2 separate regions of the Homo sapiens genome follow, and region 1 is linked to region 2. A link is an interaction called in ENCODE POLR2A ChIA-PET data of the cell type or tissue named here. Cell type or tissue: GM12878. All regions are shown on one strand. Links, peaks and the distances in the headings refer to the core of each region. The heading gives the core; the rest is flanking DNA.

Region 1 (8,913 bases), core at 2,562-6,561, 360 kb after region 2:
CCTACTGCAGTCTGCCCATGGAGGCCCAGATAGTCCAAGGGGAAAACCAAAACCATATATTTCTTCTGAAGAATAAGTGGATGGCTGGTAGAAGGAGTGATAATGTAAAGACCAGAGGAGGAAAAAAGCACACAGCAAGACCCCAATTACAGTCAGTACTCACTTGGGTTGTGCGTGATGCTGATATCCAGGTCCCAGCTGGGATCCTGCTCTCATCTCCACAGCCACAGAACACTGAGAGGAAAATGACAAGAGGAAAAAGATCAGCTCCTCTCAATAGTCTATAAAACACAGTTATTTAGCAGGCTCCACACCTAGGTGAAATGCAATATTGCTTTCTAGTTCAGCAAAGACTCTTACGTTAAAACACCAGTCACTCGTAATTTATTTCTGGCACAGGCCACAAATGTTGTGAGCCAGAAAGGTCTTTAGGTCATCCAGGTAACTTATCTCATTTTAGATAAGTTTGCAAAGAGAGTTGGTGGCTAAGGCCATAGCTTAGCCTCCTGACCCCTACCTTCCCATGTTCTTTCCAAGAGATTCTCCTCAGGAATAACACTTGCAAGGGAGTTCCTGATGAAGTGGATTCTTGTTATTCTAGGAATAGGCCTACATGGTGCACTGGCAATGTGAGATTATACCTCAGCATTTTCAAAGAGCATAAAAATCTAGAGCTGTGGGGTTTAAAACATGACAAACCTAATTTTAGTAGGCAGACAAATATTTAATTTTTCCCCTACCCTTGTTTCTACATCGGTCCATTCAGACTCTGCACCATCTGGTTGGGCAGGTGCTACTGTGGAAGATCTTCGTTTTCGACTACTGAAAAAGGGGAAACATGATGCAACAATTATTTTTCCATCTAAGAAGAGGAAAAATATTAGAAGTAGGGGAATACTATCTACATCCCTTTGGAGAATTAATGATACATTTCACAGGCTATTCTGTTCCTCCAAAATGAGCAGCTAAGAAAATGACCAACTTTTATACAGAGATTTTTGATGGTTACTTACCCATTTGGTGATTCTTGCTTTAAAGTCTCAATATCAGTAAACTGAACAGATTGTCCACCACCCCTTGTTTTATAAATATCACCCTAAAGCCAAAAGAAAAGGTCACTGTTACACATTGATACACCCAAACGAAAAACACACATATATATTTCAAACTGTTCTCATGATTCTATTTTATAGAAATTCCCATCCACAAAATCAGATGGTACTTGGTACTTGCTGAGTACGTACTATCAAAATAATTTAGAAATTTGAGTACATATCTCTCACAAATAAAAGAAGTCCAATTCAATGTAATCAGTAACATTCATAATTGCAGAAAAAAATATTCCTTTTGCTCCATCTGTAATTTAAAAACTAAACTGCACTAAGGATCAAGAAATTTGCTGGAAGTTTCTACACGCTCTAAGGCATGGTACTTTCTTCTCTGAGTGCCCCCTGTTGCCCATATTCAAATGACAGTATAGTCTTATTTGTAGCTAATTATAATAAGAACAAAAACTCTAAATTGAAATTGAAATAAAAAGCTTTTTTTTTTTTTGGTCTTATCTTTTACTTTCCTGATTATTCACTGACCCTATGATCAAAGGGGAATTCTTCTATAGTCAGGCAAGTCTCTTTCTGGAAAACGGCTTTAGGCAGCTCAATACTGAGTAATTTTGACGGGTCAAATTTTAACATAGGTTTCGTTTTGTTTTGTTTTTGTTTTTTTATCTTGAACTGATGGAGAGCAATAGGAATTCTTTGCTTAGATTACTTTAAGTAGTGGTTAAAACTAAATATACAGTCATTAAAAAATTAAAGTACATCATGGATCTAGAATTCTAAGAAACCGAAGAATCTATACCTATTTAAAGCATACTTAGTCCCAGTTTGGCAGACTTAAAACCTAAGCAGTGACTAATTTTCTGCTAACAAAAAGGTTATATCAAATACCTACTGATGTTCCAGTTGACACTACCTGTGTGTCACCAAAGGAGTAGCAGGACAAATGGACTTTTGTTGAATTTTTAAATATATTTTTTTCTCCTGTGAAAATTAGTTTTTTACCTTAATTAGTTTAGTTTCAATCTCCCCATCGGAGGCTAGTTCCTGGTGGGTCAGCATGTACTTCTCACACTTAGCTAGTGCCTTTTCATTTGCAACAGATACTGTGATGGCATGAGGGACATGTGGCTGCATGACTGTTTCAGTTTGCATGTTAGAGGCGGGCTTATGATCTACCCATCTGTCTCCTGCAGAGCGTGATCGTCTGTGTCGGAGACGAATTGGTGGTGCGTTCTGATCAGGTTGAAAGAGTAACTGAGAAACAAGCATAACCCAGAATTAATTTAAGGGTATTATTAGAAGTGCAGCAGGTTTGGCTACATTAGTTGATGACAGTATCATAGCAAACCTTTCCAAAGCTAAATATTTTATTCAAGTAATTTAAACATGATCTTTGCATTTAAACACAAAACCAACAAACATCTTTAACACCAACTTGTATGTTACACATTCTATCTGGGAGTTTCCCTTTCAATAAAGGATAAAAGAAAAAATTCTGGTAATGCTGCAAGTCTTTCCTGCTTGGGGGTGGTTCAGGACAAACAACTCATTTCATATTCTTGATCAAAAACCAATATTTATCCCTGCTATTGAGAGGTAATCTATTATGTCCACAACTCTGTTAAAATCTTCAATAAGATCAATGAAAGCCCTACACATTTTCTAGGCTTCTAAACAAAACAGAAAACAATCCTAAGAACATAGGTATAATAAGAACCATATGAATAAAATGATTAAAGAAATGTGAAATACTTCTGAGTGCTTTCAGTTAAGATTTTAAAATCTCATAATAGAACTTCATGAAAAGTTCAAATACAGTAATGGCTACAATATACCAACTAATTTTTCCCCCAAACATTTCATACAGGTTCCAAGAAACAAATAAATAATACAGTGTCAAATCAGTCTCTATCACACAATAAAAGACTAGTTGCTAGGCCAGGCATGGTGGTACATGCCTGTAATCAGCACTTTGGAAGGCCGAGGTGGAGGAATCACTTGAACTCAGAAGTTCAAGTTCAGCCTAGGCAACATGGTGAAACCCAGACTCAACAAAAACAAAACAAAACAAAACAAACAAAAATATATATATATATATTAGCTGGGCTTGGTGACACGTGCCTGTAGTCCCAGCTACTCAGGAGGTTGAGGTGGGAGGATTGCTTGAGCCCAGGAGGTGGAAATTGCAGTGAGCCAAGATCGCACCACTGCACTCCAGCCTGGGCAATAGAATGAGACCCTGCCTCAAAAACAAACAAGTTGCTTCCAGTCAAATGTCATGTAAACCTGGGAATGCTAAATTAAGCACATTCAGCCTAAGAAAATAATATGTCACATATATGCCATAGTTATAGTTTGAAGCAATGAATTATCTTTAGAATTTTATGAACATCTCCTGTTTGTAAAACTGAAAGCAGGGCTGGGTGCAGTGGCTCATACCTGTTATCCCAACATTTGTGAGGCTGAGGTGGGAGAAGGATCACCCGAGACCAGCTTAGGCAATGTAAGAAGACCCCATCTTTACAAAAAATTTAAAAATTAGCCAGGTGCGATAGCACATGCCTGTGGTCCCAGCTACTCAGGAGGCTGAGGTAGAACGATCACTTGAGCCTGGAAGGTCAAGGCTGCAGTGAGCCTAGATGACACCACTGCACTCCAGCCTGGGCAACAGATCAAGACCTCATCTCAAAAAAAAAAAAAAAAAAAAAAAAAAAAAACCCAAAAAACAAAACTGAAAGCAAATGGAAAAAGTCTATCACAGGCCAAATCTGTCAAAGCTAGTCAAGTATGAAGACCTCAATTTCAAAATGCACATCTGAGGAACTGAATCATTTTCGCTATATAGTTAACAAGAAACAAATGCAGCACTAGTGACAGCTCTAAGACATGGGCAATACAGTTTGCCACTAAAGATGCTGAGCCTCAAGACAAACAGGAACTTTCCATTCCTACAATGATTTATTTAATGTTGAACACGAAAGAAAGTCTGGTCCTTATCATCTACCATTTAGCAAAAACAAAGGTTTTCTTCAAACATTTAACAATAAGCATATGATGAAACACACTTCAGAAAGATGATAATCCATACAATCTACTAGCATTTATGAAACAAATATTTAAATTTTTTCCTCACTGAAGTATAAATTCAGTCCACCTGACATAATTTTTGACCAACAAACTTAGATGCACAGATACTAACCTTACAGTAACTTTTCTGCTGCACTTCTAAAGAGATTTTGATTTCACGTAAGAATCTCTAGTAAATTCCCTTAAATATCTCATAGCCAAATTAGATATCTCATTACGGTTTGCAAGGCATACGCAAGCCTTGAATAGTTTTCAGCCTATAAACTTTCATAAAATGACTGACTAGAGTTGGTCAGAATGACCATTTACCTAATTTGCTGTCTAAAAATGTTTAAGGAAAAATCTGCAAAGTAAAGAACTTAAGAGACTTTAGAATCATCTGTTTCCCTGGTAAATAACTTGGGATTCATCACCATCCCTTAATAATCAGGAATTCAGGCCACATAAATGAACATTCATCTATACCCTGACTTATATAAGAAAATCTAAAGTAAATGTTTACTGTAAGATTTAGAAGAAATATTCTAAGAGAGCTTTGTGAAGATTTTACTAAATATAAAATTCGCAAACATTAACTTGGTCCATTTATTCAGATTCAAAAGAAACTTTACCTTAATCTTTAAGAAGAAAAATATGAAAGTGAATTTATTTAAATACCCTTGAATGAGGCAAATGTAAATTGAGATAAATGCCTCAAGATTAAAAGCAATTTATTGGGCATGGAAATCAGTAATTTTAAAATAACTGGCCTAAACTCTTCAATGAAAATAGTCAATGTCATAAAAATAAAAAAAGTAGGGGGACAGGGTGAGACTATTTTATATTAAAAGAGATGAAAGACATAATCATGATATGCAATGCATACACTTTCATAGTATCATGGATTGAAAAAAAAGCTGGCTGGTGCAGTGGCTTGCCTGTAATCTCAGCACCTTTGGAGGCCAAGGCAGGAGGATTGCTGGAGTTCAAGAGTTCAATACCAGCCTGGGCAACATGGTGAGACCTTGTCTCTACTGAAAATAAAAAATTAGCATGGTGGCCTGCCCGTAATCTCAGCTACTTGGGAGGCTGAGGTGAGAGGATCACTTCAGCTCAGGAAGACTGAGGCTGCAGTGAGCCATAATCATGCCACTGCACTCCATCCTGGGTGACAGAGTGAGACTCTGTCTTTAAAAAAAAAAAAAGAAAAGCCAATCCAATTTTGGGACAACTGCACAATGTCTCAATAGAGGATAATTAATTAATGTTGATTTTCTTGGATGTGATAAAGATTGTGGCTAGGTAGTACAATGTCCTTATTCTTAGAGATTAAGTGTCTCTAAGTCTGTGATTTCCTTTCACAAGGCTTAGGGGAAAAAGGTTTACATATCTATATCAAGTAACAATTGGTAAACTTAGGCAAGGAGGGAAAGACATTACCATACTATTCTTTCTACTTTGCTTTGGGTCTGAAATTTTTCAAAATAAAAATTTGGGAAAACAATTTTTAAAACTAGGGCATGAAAGGAGGTATAAAAAATCTAATTTGGGGAAGGGGAACCAAAAGAAAAATATGGAAAGTATGCTTTAAGACACATTCACCAATTCTGTGCAAAGCTTATTAGCGTATGCAGCTGAAAAGCTCAGACTACTCTGGGATGCACCAAACTGACCTGTGTTCACTGAACACACTTCCGCTGCCAGATGTGTTTAGGCTTTTTCAGATGAGGAGCCAGGCCTCAATTTCCGTAAGTCAATCTTTCAAATTAACTGAGAAATTAGACCTTCTTTATACTATAGCCCAACCATTTTTCCAATGAACTTTCAGACACAAGTTACAAAAAACAAAGAAGATAAAATCTATTGCTACAATGCGTTAAAATAATACTGGCACTAACCCTGCCGCAATGATCCTCTTCTATTTCTATCTCATTTCTGAATGTAGGAACCACCTCCCTGCCTTCAGTCCAGTACATCCCTCGCCTTCTGTCTGACACGATACAAGTTTTGCTTTGTCCTGGCTCCTGCTGCCTACGCCTTGCAATAGATGTGACTTTGAGAGGTGTGTTGTACGTAGGAATTTTCTGCTCCCATTCCGAAATACAGGAAGCTACAGAAATGCTGCTGCAAGAGTTAGAGCGCCTATGTAGCTGTGGCTGGCTCATGAGTTGCTGGCCGTTGGAAATCTGAGCAATATAGTTACTAGAAAGCTAGAAAAATTGGAGAAAAATTAATGAGCAAGACTGAAAAACTGAGAGAAACAATTCATTACTTTTCTATAATGTTAGCACATGAAGACTTAACATTACAAATAATTATTTGTTCTATTTTTTTGTGCTAAATTTGTGTTTATTCTAAATTTTAAAATATTTTTAGAGAAATTTCAGAAATGTAAGTATTATAAAATGTAAAAATCCTCATAGAAATAGTCATCTAATCTGAACAAAATTTCTCTAGTACAAAGTTACTACACAATTACAAATAACTTACAGGCACAGGTGATGGAGAAACAGATCTTTGAGTAACTTTTTCTCGATCTCGCTCCCGAGAGGGTCTCTCTGGCTTCTCAGTTTTAGGTTCGGTAACAATAGCCTTCAGTTGTTTCAGCTTTTCATCTTTAACCCAGAGTTTATTCTGCATCTCCAGCTGTTTGGCTGCCACTCTACGCTCCTACAGATTATCAGTGGCAATGTATATTATCATTCCATCACAGCAAACGAGTACACCAGATTACCCAATCTCTTTATTTCCTAAAAATGACAGTTCTCCAATTCTTCCTGAGAGTTAACAACCACCACCAAAACCCTACCGCAAATACAATAATTCAAAATATCGAACCTAACTACAATGTAAAATAAATCATCCGACTCTGAGACAAGCACTACCCAAACGATACTCACACATTCTTTCTCCCACTTCATTGTCGTTTCTGTCACCATGCCTTGCAACCTGGCTTCTAATCTGCGTTTGTCAGAAAACTGTCGCTGAAGTTTCTGGTTCTGAGTTTCAAGTTCCTGTTGCAAATTGCGTTTATCTTCCTCATAGATAGTAGTTGTTTTCTCTAAAATCTCAATCTAGGAAGGTAGACCACTATGTTCAATATTTGGTATATAAACATTTCATGTCGCTATAAAATAGTCTTCCTTAATTTGCTTATGCAAGCATATTTGTGGAAAGAAACATCATGGAGAAAGCACTTTTTTCTCTAACATTTCATCTGAATTCCCACCCCCATTCTCAGAAATGAAAACATGTTAAACAAGCTCCTCACCCAAAGACATTTACAACTAACTTCATGTGAAAATTACTTTCTCCTAAAATTAAGGGCTAAAATTTAGTTTTTAGGCTATTTTCAGAATTTAAAAAAACTATATTGGTTGAGACTAACTTCTCTTATGAATGTGTACCCCCACCAAACCTCTAAATGACCCTCTGTAAATGAGAGAACAGACATACATTACACAGTGCTGCAATGCTTCCCAACAAAACGGTATTTCCTTCTACCCCATTGTAAGAGATTAATCCTGAGTTTATACTTTTACAATCGATTTGTAAACCAAATACAGATCCAATTAAGCTTTACTGAGTATCTGTTACGTCCAAGGCCCGATGCTGGCACTTTTATACCATTTCATTTAATCATTTATCTCATTAAAAAAAAAAAGCATACTAAGGAAATATTTCTAATAAATTCAAAAGCAAGCTACAACCAAAGCTAAGCTCTAGAAAGCTCCCTTGTTTGGGTCAGAGAACATCCTTTTCAACTGTTAAAACTCTCATAAAATTAAAGAACATATGATTCTTCATTTCACTCACATTTCCTCCTTAGCATGGGATGAGGATTAGTAAACAACCAATTGAGAACTTTTTTTTTTTTTTTGAGACAGGCTCTCGCTCTGTCACCTAGGCTGGAGTGCAGTCGTGCAATCCCAGCTCACTGCAGCCTCAACCTCCCAGGCTCAAGCTGTTCTCCCATCTCAGCCTTCCGAGTAGCTGGGACTACAGACATGTACCACCATGCCTGGCTAATTTTTTTTGTAGATATGGGGTTTCGCCACGTTGCCCGGTCTGGTCTGGAACTCCTGGGCTCAAGTGATCTCCCTGCCTTGGCCTCCCAATGTGCTGAGACTACAGGCATGAGCCCCCGCACTCAGCCTGAGAACTCTTTTTTTTTTTGAGACAGAGTCTTGCTCTTGTCGCCCAGGCTGGAGTGCAGTGGCTCAATCTCGGCTCACTGCAACCTCCACCTCCCCAGTTCAAGCGATTCTCCTGCCTCAGCCTCCTGAGTAGCTGGGATTACAGGCACTCGCCACCACGCCCAGCTAACTTTTGTACTTTTTTAGTAGAGATGGGCTTTTGCCATGTTGGCCAGGCTCGTTCTTGAACTCCTGACCTCAGATGATCTGGCCACCTCAGCCTCCCAAAGTGTTGGAATTACCTGCATGAGCCACCGCACTCAACCGAGAACTCTTAATAAGCAGCATTTACAGGCCGTTGGAGCACAATATCTCCCTCAGAGAACAGTGCTAAAACACCAGCACATACATCTATCATAATAATGTCAAAACAAACCTTATATTCTAAAGTTTTGTTTTTCTTTTCCAGTCGTTCTATTTCCAATTTCTGTCCTGAGATCATCTTCTCCTTTTCATTTAGTTTCCCTTGCATGTGGTTTTCTTTACTTAAAACAGCATTGTCAAATTCTTGTAACAAAGCTTTAAAAGCATTAGCTGAAACAAAAACATACAGGTCAAGTTTTACACCAGTTCTAAAACAAACAATGATA
Region 2 (8,913 bases), core at 2,517-6,516:
CAACTTCAGAGTTTGAGAGCGTGGAACGTGTAGGCAGGACCATTCCCAGAGATTCATGCCAGCATTTAATTCTCTTTCCTTCTAAGGACTTTTTTTTTTCTTTGCTCAGGGAGTCATTAATGTAGACTGGGTAGGTGGGAAAAAGTAGCTTAACAAACCATACACTAGTCCTCCTGATTTCTGTGTGTCAGGACTCGGATTCTCGAAAGGCAAGATTTTGAGACTCTCAAACTATTGTCTCTGCCATGGGTTTCGAAAGCTGCATATTTGTTTCTCTCTCGCTCTGCATTTCTGCTCTAGTTACTCTACCATGAGGCCAGTGAGTAAAGAATGGAAGGAGGGTAGGAATCCCCAAGGAGAGCAGTAGTTGCGAATGTTTCAAATAGTTCATATCCTTCTATCATGGAAGCAGGAACGCTGCAAGGTCTATGTTGCTGATTAAATCAAGATTTTAAACACTTATGTAAAAGAGTACCCTTGGCTGCATAATCTGAACTGCAAGACAGGAGATGGGCTTTGTAACCTCATTCTGCCCCCAACCAGATGGGGGCTTCCTTCCTGTGTGAGTCGTTGGGAGAGATGGGCTCCGGGCTTCTGCTGCAGAAGCCACAAAAGCCTCCCACCTGTTCTCCCAGACCCTAACAGCCAGGGAGGGGAACGCAGTCTGTGCTCAGCCAATCACCTGTACCCACTGGGAAGAACACAGAGAGCCATGGGTCCATTTCTGATGCATCATGGGCCGTAGCTGAAGTGGGCTAATCAGATTTCGTGGCATGATCTGGCTATGCTCTCAGCAGCCCACTTTCCCTTGGCTTCTGCTTGTTTTCTGGACCTGGTTCTCCAGTCTTCCAGTGGGTTCAGTGGCCTTCTCCATATCCTTCCATCAAATCTCATTCTCCCTAGGTATCCAACATCGGCATCTATGTGGTGCAGCCAAGAGCTCTGACTGGTGATCATGAGTAACTCAGTTCTTCTCTAACGACCTTGGTGTCCTTCTCCTATGAAAGGAGGTGTTTAAGGCAGGTGAACTCCAGGATCTTACAATCTACCTTATGCTTTAAGTGCTTTGGGGCTGAAATGCATAGCCCAGTTGGTCAGTTCACCCATCCATGTCCGACGCTCCACCATTCTCTAGGTGGCCCCTATCTACATTTCAGGGACTAATCACCCTCTGCACAGTCAGCCTGGCACCCCATTCCATCCAGTATGCGAATGATCCACCCACAATGAGTTCCACAATCATTCAATCAACCAGGCTCCTTTATTACAGGACTTCTCAGAGCCTTTAATATGCTAATATACTTTGTGATCCTCTAAGAGAAGACTATAATACACATAAATCATTTCCCAAATCAATTTCGTCGTACACTTGTTGCCTCACTGCCTCTTTCAAGAACTAGAACATAATGGAACACTGCTGTGGAAAAAAGATACCAAATGTCACATGAGGAAAGACGACATCTGGCTTGACTTCCAAAACATACACACGCACAAACTTGCACATGCAGGAATTCTCTGGTCCAGCCTGACTGCATTGTAACTTTTTTCTTTGGCCGCCATTCAGCTTCCTGGATGCACAGGGATAACCAGTGTTAAGTGCCTTCACCTGGGGTTCTATGCCCAGGGCAACAGTCAGTGGTGACTCAGGGTTTGGTGTTTCCACACTCCACAGGGGCTGCTCTGTGCTCCGTGCCACTCAAGATGAAGCAAGTGCCACAACACCTGTGCTCCCTGAACCCTGGATGAGCAGCTGTGATGTGTGCAGTGTGCAATCCCCTGCCCCACAGAATTCCTGGTGGAGAAGAGCAAATAAGCCAAGTGTGACAACAAGCATGACACACTGGTGTCCCTGCCCAGTGGGGCCTGAGTGCCCACTGTCCAGCCTCTCAGGCAGCCCTGGCTTGGCCTCTAGGGAGAGTTTGGAAGCTTTCCTGACACCTACCCCTAGGTCACAGAAAGCCTCAAACATACCACAGCCCCCGTTCTGTTCTCCCATAGACCTGCCATTCAGGAACATGTCAAAACATTTTGAAACCATTTCTCAAGTTGTACCCTGTCTGGAGAGAACAGCTTCCCTAAGTGTGCGGCTTATTGCATCAAGGATTTCCTTGAGAAGCTCTAAGGGGAACTCCTCAGATCTCTATCACAGGGCTGGCTGGAGATGCCGGCACCCAGATCCCTCCAGGAGTGCTTGACTGTGACTCCATGGATTCCATGGGGATATGAGAATGGTCCCCTTTAACCTTTTTGCCTTCCAAACTATAAATATCAAGGAATATGTCTTCCTTATTATATTTGGTCTTTTTCTTTTGCTGATCATACTTGTATCAGTGAGGACTCATTCTACTTCAGTTAACTTATAATCTGACCCAAATGTGTTTAAACCTAAAAGAAAATTTATTAGTTCCTATTACTAAAAGATCAAAGGGTAGGGCCAGCTTCAGGCAAGGCTGGATCAGGAGCTCTGTGCTGTCTCCAATATATGACCTCTCTCCAGTCCTCAGCTTTATTCTCAAACTCAAGGTAACACCCAAGGCTCATTTCACAAGCCTGAGGGTTCAAGTCTAGCAGGGAGACTTGAGCCTGCTTTCCACAAAAGTCCTGACTTCATTCTGATTGTACTAGCCTCTGGTAACATGCCCACCCCTGAACTAATTGCTGTGACCTGGGAAATGAGAAGTGATGATTGGCTTAGGTCAGGGTCATGTGCTCTACCTCAAGAACCCCCACCCAAGCCACCTGGGCTAAGAGAGGGCTTGACCCCAAGTCCAATCAGGAGCTGTTGTTAGGCGATGAAGAAATGAATGTGAGGGAGGGGTAAGCAATAAGTGTGTGCCAACTACTAATTCACAAGACATCTAGCTCAAAACAATGAGTGACCAGGGAATCTTTAAAACTTCTCACTAAGGAAGGAAAACTAGGCCCCTGCTTGGCCACCGCTCAGGATATGCAAGCTGAGAGCCCATGAGTTTCGGCACCCACTTGGACTTTCACAATCAGAGACGGCAGCGGTGAAGGCATGAACATTGAAAGCTACCAGGCCTTGGTATTCTCATCCGATATATGCAAGATACTGGCAACATTATCATCAAGCAATGGCTTCGATGCAAAGCCACCACAATGCCTACAGGAAGGCCGGGGAATCCTGTTGCAGTCTTCCTTGGTACTTCCCTCCTGCACTTCCTCCCCAAAGCTGTTACGATAACCAGGCTGCGTATCCTTAGTCCTTCTATGGCCATCATGTGACCTGGCAGGACTCCCCGTGCAGTTCTTTACATTTCAGAGGGTCTGGGCAGCAGCCACATGACAGCAGTAGAATCCAGGCATCCACAAGAGAAGACCAAGATTTGTCCAAAGAGGAAGAGATGGAGATCAAGTTAGATGCAGAGGTAGAATGTGACCTGAGCAATATGGAAATCACCAAAGAGCTCCGCCAGTACTCTGCAGAGTGCCTCGGTAGAGGCACAGAGAAGGACGGTGGTGACAGCAGCTGGATGCAGAGCACCTGGAAAGCTATGTGAAGGCTGACCACGACCTGACCTGTACTGCAACACCCGCTGGTTGGTAGAGGCCCCAACTGAGAGGCCTAGAGAGCAGCGTCCCAGGCCGAGATGAAGCGATTGTATGGGGACAGCGCCAAGATCCAGGCCATGGAGGCTGCGGTGCAGCTGAGCTTTGACAAGCACTGTGACCAAAAGCAGCCCAAGTACTGGCAGGTCATCCCCCTGAAGTTCTGAGCTCGGGGCACAGGGCACCCAACCTCTCCCTCTTCCTTTTGGGTACATTTTCTTCATCTCTCCTTCTGTACATTTCTCAGTAAAAGGGGACTTTGTACTGAGGTACAGGCATGTTCACCACAGTCCCAGTGGGCCTGTCACAGAGTGGATGTACTATGCCAGCCACTTGGAGGTCGGCAGACATGTTCTGCTGCCGACATGATGAATTTTCTCCTGACATCAAATGATGATTTTGTATATATTATACTGTTTTTTTTATGTTGTCGGTAACAATTCATTAAAGTTCTTGCCTAGAAAAAAAGATAACTTCTCACAAGGATGTCAGGAATGTAGACAAAGGGGCAAATACCCAGCAATCTCACCTGCCTACCTCCATCAGAAACCCTCCATCAGAGGCCTACTTGGAAAAGACAAGAAGGGGCTTCACATCTATGCTCCCATCTGGGCTGTCTGTGTGTCTGATCCACCAGAAACAAGCCCAGCCACTCCTCTCTGCCTCTTAAGAGTTGTCCTTTGAAGCGGAAATCTTATTACCTCTCTCCATCACAGCATCCCTTGTCCTTTGCACCATCTGTCTACAACCAAGTCAGAAACTACAGATTACAGAAGATGGAAAGGCAGGGGCAGGTAGGCAATGCATTGTGGGAAGTGTCCTTTTCACCAGCCGGCTGGAGCTGGGGCAAAGGGAGAAGCCATGACAACCAGAGCATGCTGGGAAGACACCCTCACCCCACAGCAGCTTAGTGCCAGAGGCTCAGGCGGTGGTTAAGGCTCCCAAGACAGCACAGCCCAGACAAACCAGGAGCCAGAGGCTGATTGGGAGCCCTCACACCTGCCCCGAGCTGCAGACCTGAGAAGAACATGTGCCCATCTTGCCAGGGAGCTCAGTAGAAGAGGATACACCATTCACTTGAAAAAGGAGCAGAAAGTTTTAGGGAGATAATATATATTTCATTTCAAAATGAAGCAACAAGGTAATATAAAAAGGGAGATAGGTGAGAAATGGGAGAATTACAAAGTAACTAAAATCTTAATATTTAAATTAAAAACCACTTTGGAAGTAAGTAATAAAAAATAGACTTGATGACCCAGAAAAACAAATCAGCAAGGTAGAGAAAAAATTGGCCACCTCTCTTGGGATACAAAGGGAAAGGAGAAAGAAGTGACAATTATGAGAAAAAAGATGAGAGACAGGAAGAAGAGTTGAGATACAAATGCTGGAACTTATTTCTTGAGCAGACTGGTGAAATAGAGAAATCTCTGGCAAGGATAATCAAAAAGAAAGAGAGTGGCATGATGGTGAAAAGGACATGGGGGATGTATCCGGAGACACAGCGGTCCTCAGTGTATGAAGAGAGTCGGAGAACTCTTGTGAGCTGAATTGTGACTACGTTTTTCTCAGTCCAGCTTCACCTGCCTTGGGACTGCTATCTGTTCCAAGACATCCATCTGAATCTGGCACTTGGTACCTGCAAGGCTCAGTTTTTGGTTTTGTTGTGAATTTTATCTTTATCTGCAACTTCTTGGAGATGTAGTGAGATGTTGAGAGTGGCTGCATTGGCCGGGGTGGGGGTCCTAAAGCCTGATACAAGGTACCAGGAGTGGGGGAAATGGGGCACTGTGAGGACACTGGGTGGGCTTCTCGGGCCAAAGGGAGTGAGCAGGCTGCAAAGACAACTGTCCTCCTGATTTTGCCAAGGGCAGGCAGCACCACCAGCCAATTAAGAGAAACACCCCATGAAGAAATGGTTTTGTTCAGCAGAGTAGCACATTCAGGACAACCCTGGAAAATAAAGATTTATCACCCCGGAAACCCCCACAGTTCTGATGAGGTTGGGTTCAGCCAGCAGATGTGTCCACAGAGTTAGGGAGGGGTGGAGGATGGCCGCTACTGGAGGGGCCGCCCAGCTTGTCTGCAGTGGCTGGGGAGCTTGGGCTTCCGCACATTCCCCATCCCTCCCCCGCCTGGGCATCACCCGGAGCTCGGCCTTGCATGGTCCTTCCAAGGAAGCTTGCTGAGTGCTGCAGTTCAGCACCACCTCCCCAGCCACCTCCCACGCCCACCCACACACCTGCTGGAGAGGGGCAGAGAGCACTGATTTTGGAGTCAGAAGTCTTAAAGTTCTGACCTTGACATGCTAGGTGACTGTCAGCGTTCCTGACATCTCAGGGTATCAGCCCCTGTGGAAGTGGCATCCCCGGGCCTGTCCCCAGCCCCCAGGAACACTGTGACATCCCAATGAGACATCCAGGGGAAAAGCACCTTGAAAGGATAAAGCTGTGTCCAGTGATCAAGATTGGGAAGATTCTAAGCACCTTGAGAGTGGAAAGAGAGAACCTGAGGGAGAATATGCTGGAACGGGTGGGTAGTCCTGTCAGAAAGCTAGCATTCTGTTTCTAAGGAAAAAAAAAAAAAAGTCTTTTGAGGCATCTCAGTGAGAAGGGAAGATTCCAGAACTGTACTTAAGTCTTCACTCTGACACCAGCTCTGGGAACACCCTTAAACCCCTCTCTCTCTGCCTGACTCTACTCCCTGTGATGTGTGTCAGCTTTGCAGTGATTGCATACAAGGCTTGAAAAGAAATTCCCAAAGTTTCATCTGTGTGTGTGTGTGTGTATATAATTTCATGTATACACTTTTTATACAAATATACAATTTCATATTTATACCATATACAAAATGTGCATGTGCATGCACACCCACATATGTGTGTGTATATGTATGTGTATATATATATATATGTATATATATATATACACATACATATAAATACATAAAGTAAAGGAAAAAAGGACAATTTTCCAGCAGGTTGAAAATGGTGACCTATTGAAGGAGGTCAGAGTGAAATGGAAATACCCCTTTGACTGTGCATTTGCTAACATAGCCTGTTTTCTGACTTATTTTATTCAATCCTGAAGAATATTTCCTATAGGCAAGAAGCAGCTCCAGGCTGTACAATTACTGGAGCCAGATATCATAGAAATGGACCTGAATTCAAAGGCAGAAAATTCAGGATCAAATGCCACTTGCTGTGTGTGGCAATTGTGTACCTGCTCAGGGCCTCAGTTTCCCCTTCTGCAAAATAGGGGTGGATGAAAAGATTCCCATCCCCTATGTCTTAGTCTGGGCTGCTGTAACAAAGTGCCATAGAATAGGTGGCTTATAAAAACAGCAGACATTTATTTCGGACAGTGCTGGAGGCCCGATGTCCAAGATCAGGTTGCTAGCATGGCAGGGTTCTGGCATGGCAGCTCTCTTCCAGGTTGCAGACTGCTGCAGTCACATGGCAGAAAGAGAACTAGAGAGCCCTCTGAGGTCCCTTTACAAGGGCATGAATCCCATTCTTGAGGGTCCCGCCCTCATGACCTAATTATCTCCCAACGGCCCTGCCTCCCACTACCATCACAGTGCGATAAGGATTTCAGCATATTAATTTCGGGAGGATGCACACATGGAGTCTCCAACACCACATCACCATTCTTTAACAAACAGGTCTAGTAGGACAATTTGGAGGAAGGAAATATTTTGTAGAAAAATAATAATCACTTTGTTTTTAGATATACTGCATGCATATATTTAACTTTTCACACAAGTGCATTAATGTGCTCATATGGATGTGAGCTCATCTTAGTTCTCACTTTTTCTCTTTTTGCTCAGCTCCTGTCCTGACTACGGGAGACCTTTAAGGACCTCTCTAGCTGTGGTGGTCCACGTTTCTGAAACAGGAAAACTTCAAGGGAAAGGTAAACGGACAGCAAATGTGCAGGGGGCCACAGCTGTGCCTGGAGCTGGGATGGGGGCGTGCCAGGCTCCAGGTGGAGGGGTCGTCACAGTTGCTCCAGGAGCAGAGAGAGTCTGCTTTTCCTCTGCCTCCCTGACTCTGAGTCTCCCTACCCTAATTCTAGGGCAGGTCCGAGCTCAGGTCTAGAAGCTGAGCCGTATCTGAGTTGGGCCTCCAAATTCCCCATCTTTCGTGGAATCTAGGCATCAGAAAAACCACCAGAATCATTTGGCTCAGCCAATGATACTTGTTTGTAGTGGTTATTCAATCTCCCAATAAAACTCTCAAAGGAAAACTATCCCTCCCCTCTTCCTGTAGGGAGTAGGGACTCATGTACTCCCAGAATTTCAGGCTGACTGGCCCATTTCCTTCCATCTTAGGAACCTCATTGGAAGGTAAGATGCTCACATTCTCACCCAATTCTTAGTCATCATTCAGCCAGGAACTACTTCATCCAGGGAAGAGAAAGCAAAAACAAGCACAGAAAGGTCAGTCTCGATGAGCAAGCAATTCACAGAAGTCACAGGAGTGGCCAAGAAACCTGGAAAAAATACTTACAACTGCAGGAAAAACCAAACAAGCGCAAAGTAAAACAACAATGATATGGCCTTGGCAAAGATGAAAAGGGAGGAAGAGAAGGAGGATGTCATGTTCTGTGTCAACAAGGCTGTAGGGAAGTGAGCGCTCCCTGGGCGTCCTGAGGATTTGCTGTGATGAAGCCATGCACGCCTTTGGGGAAGCTCCATCTCACTGATCTCTCTTTCTCTCTCTGCAGCCCAGACTCAGAGAGTCAGTTTTCACCCACAGCAAGATCCAGCCAGGCCTGGGACCAGAATTTGCCCAATGGGGGTTCACTTTTCCTGGCCAATTCCTACTCACACAGCTCCTTGCAGCCAGTCCAGTCACCTCATGTGGGCTCAGAAGCTTTCTGAGGCCTTCACTGGAGATGTGGGCCTGAAGCCAGCTGCCATGGCACCAGCCCTGCCAGGCCTGCCATCCCAGGGTGCTGCTGGCCTGCCGAGCCTGCTCAGCCTCTCCACACTGCCGCACTTGTGAGGCATGGAGCCTCACAAGAAGGCCACCCCTCCCCTCTACCTTCTCACCAGATAGAAGCAGCCACTGATATAAACTTGAGGACAGAGGTGATGCATGAACATGTATCTCTGGTTACACGGGGTCTGAGTTAGGAAGGGGATTAAGCACATGAAAGGGGTCTTTGGGGCAATTCCTTACTCAGAAACTTAGATGCTTGTCAGAGGGAGAAGGGGTCCCGGAAACAGCCTCTTGCTCATACCTGGCTCAGATGTGTGCTTAATTCACCTTTTTTCTCTCTCTTTTCTTGCAGAGAGAAAGAGTGGTGTATCCAAAGGGAGGGACCTTAGGATGAGGTCTTA

Evidence for each region. Peaks named below come from ENCODE experiments on the same cell type or tissue, not always from the same donor. Only the 100,000 strongest peaks of a DNase experiment are listed, where the experiment ranks them.
Region 1: POLR2A ChIA-PET joins it to region 2 with 5 read pairs; 2 of 35 experiments call an interaction of 5 or more read pairs at or near these places.

The regions. Positions count from the first base shown.
Region 1 is chr15:69,438,192-69,447,104 of GRCh38, reverse strand. KIF23 (kinesin family member 23) reads right to left here. Exons shown (of 24, transcript NM_001367805.3): 16 at 8,700-8,857; 17 at 7,028-7,201; 18 at 6,618-6,797; 19 at 6,026-6,337; 20 at 2,064-2,315; 21 at 1,014-1,096; 22 at 741-822; 23 at 164-234. Among named protein-coding and RNA genes, the nearest start is that of RPLP1, 10 kb to the left of the region's middle. In GM12878, for the core only: no CTCF peak of the experiment used is centred there; no DNase peak of the experiment used is centred there; H3K4me3 peaks cover 247 bases; H3K27ac peaks cover 190 bases.
Region 2 is chr15:69,798,139-69,807,051 of GRCh38, reverse strand. It overlaps the pseudogene GEMIN8P1. Among named protein-coding and RNA genes, the nearest start is that of LINC00593, 33 kb to the left of the region's middle. RefSeq lists a silencer at 1,874-2,070 and an enhancer at 7,414-8,613. In GM12878, for the core only: no CTCF peak of the experiment used is centred there; no DNase peak of the experiment used is centred there; H3K27me3 peaks cover 159 bases.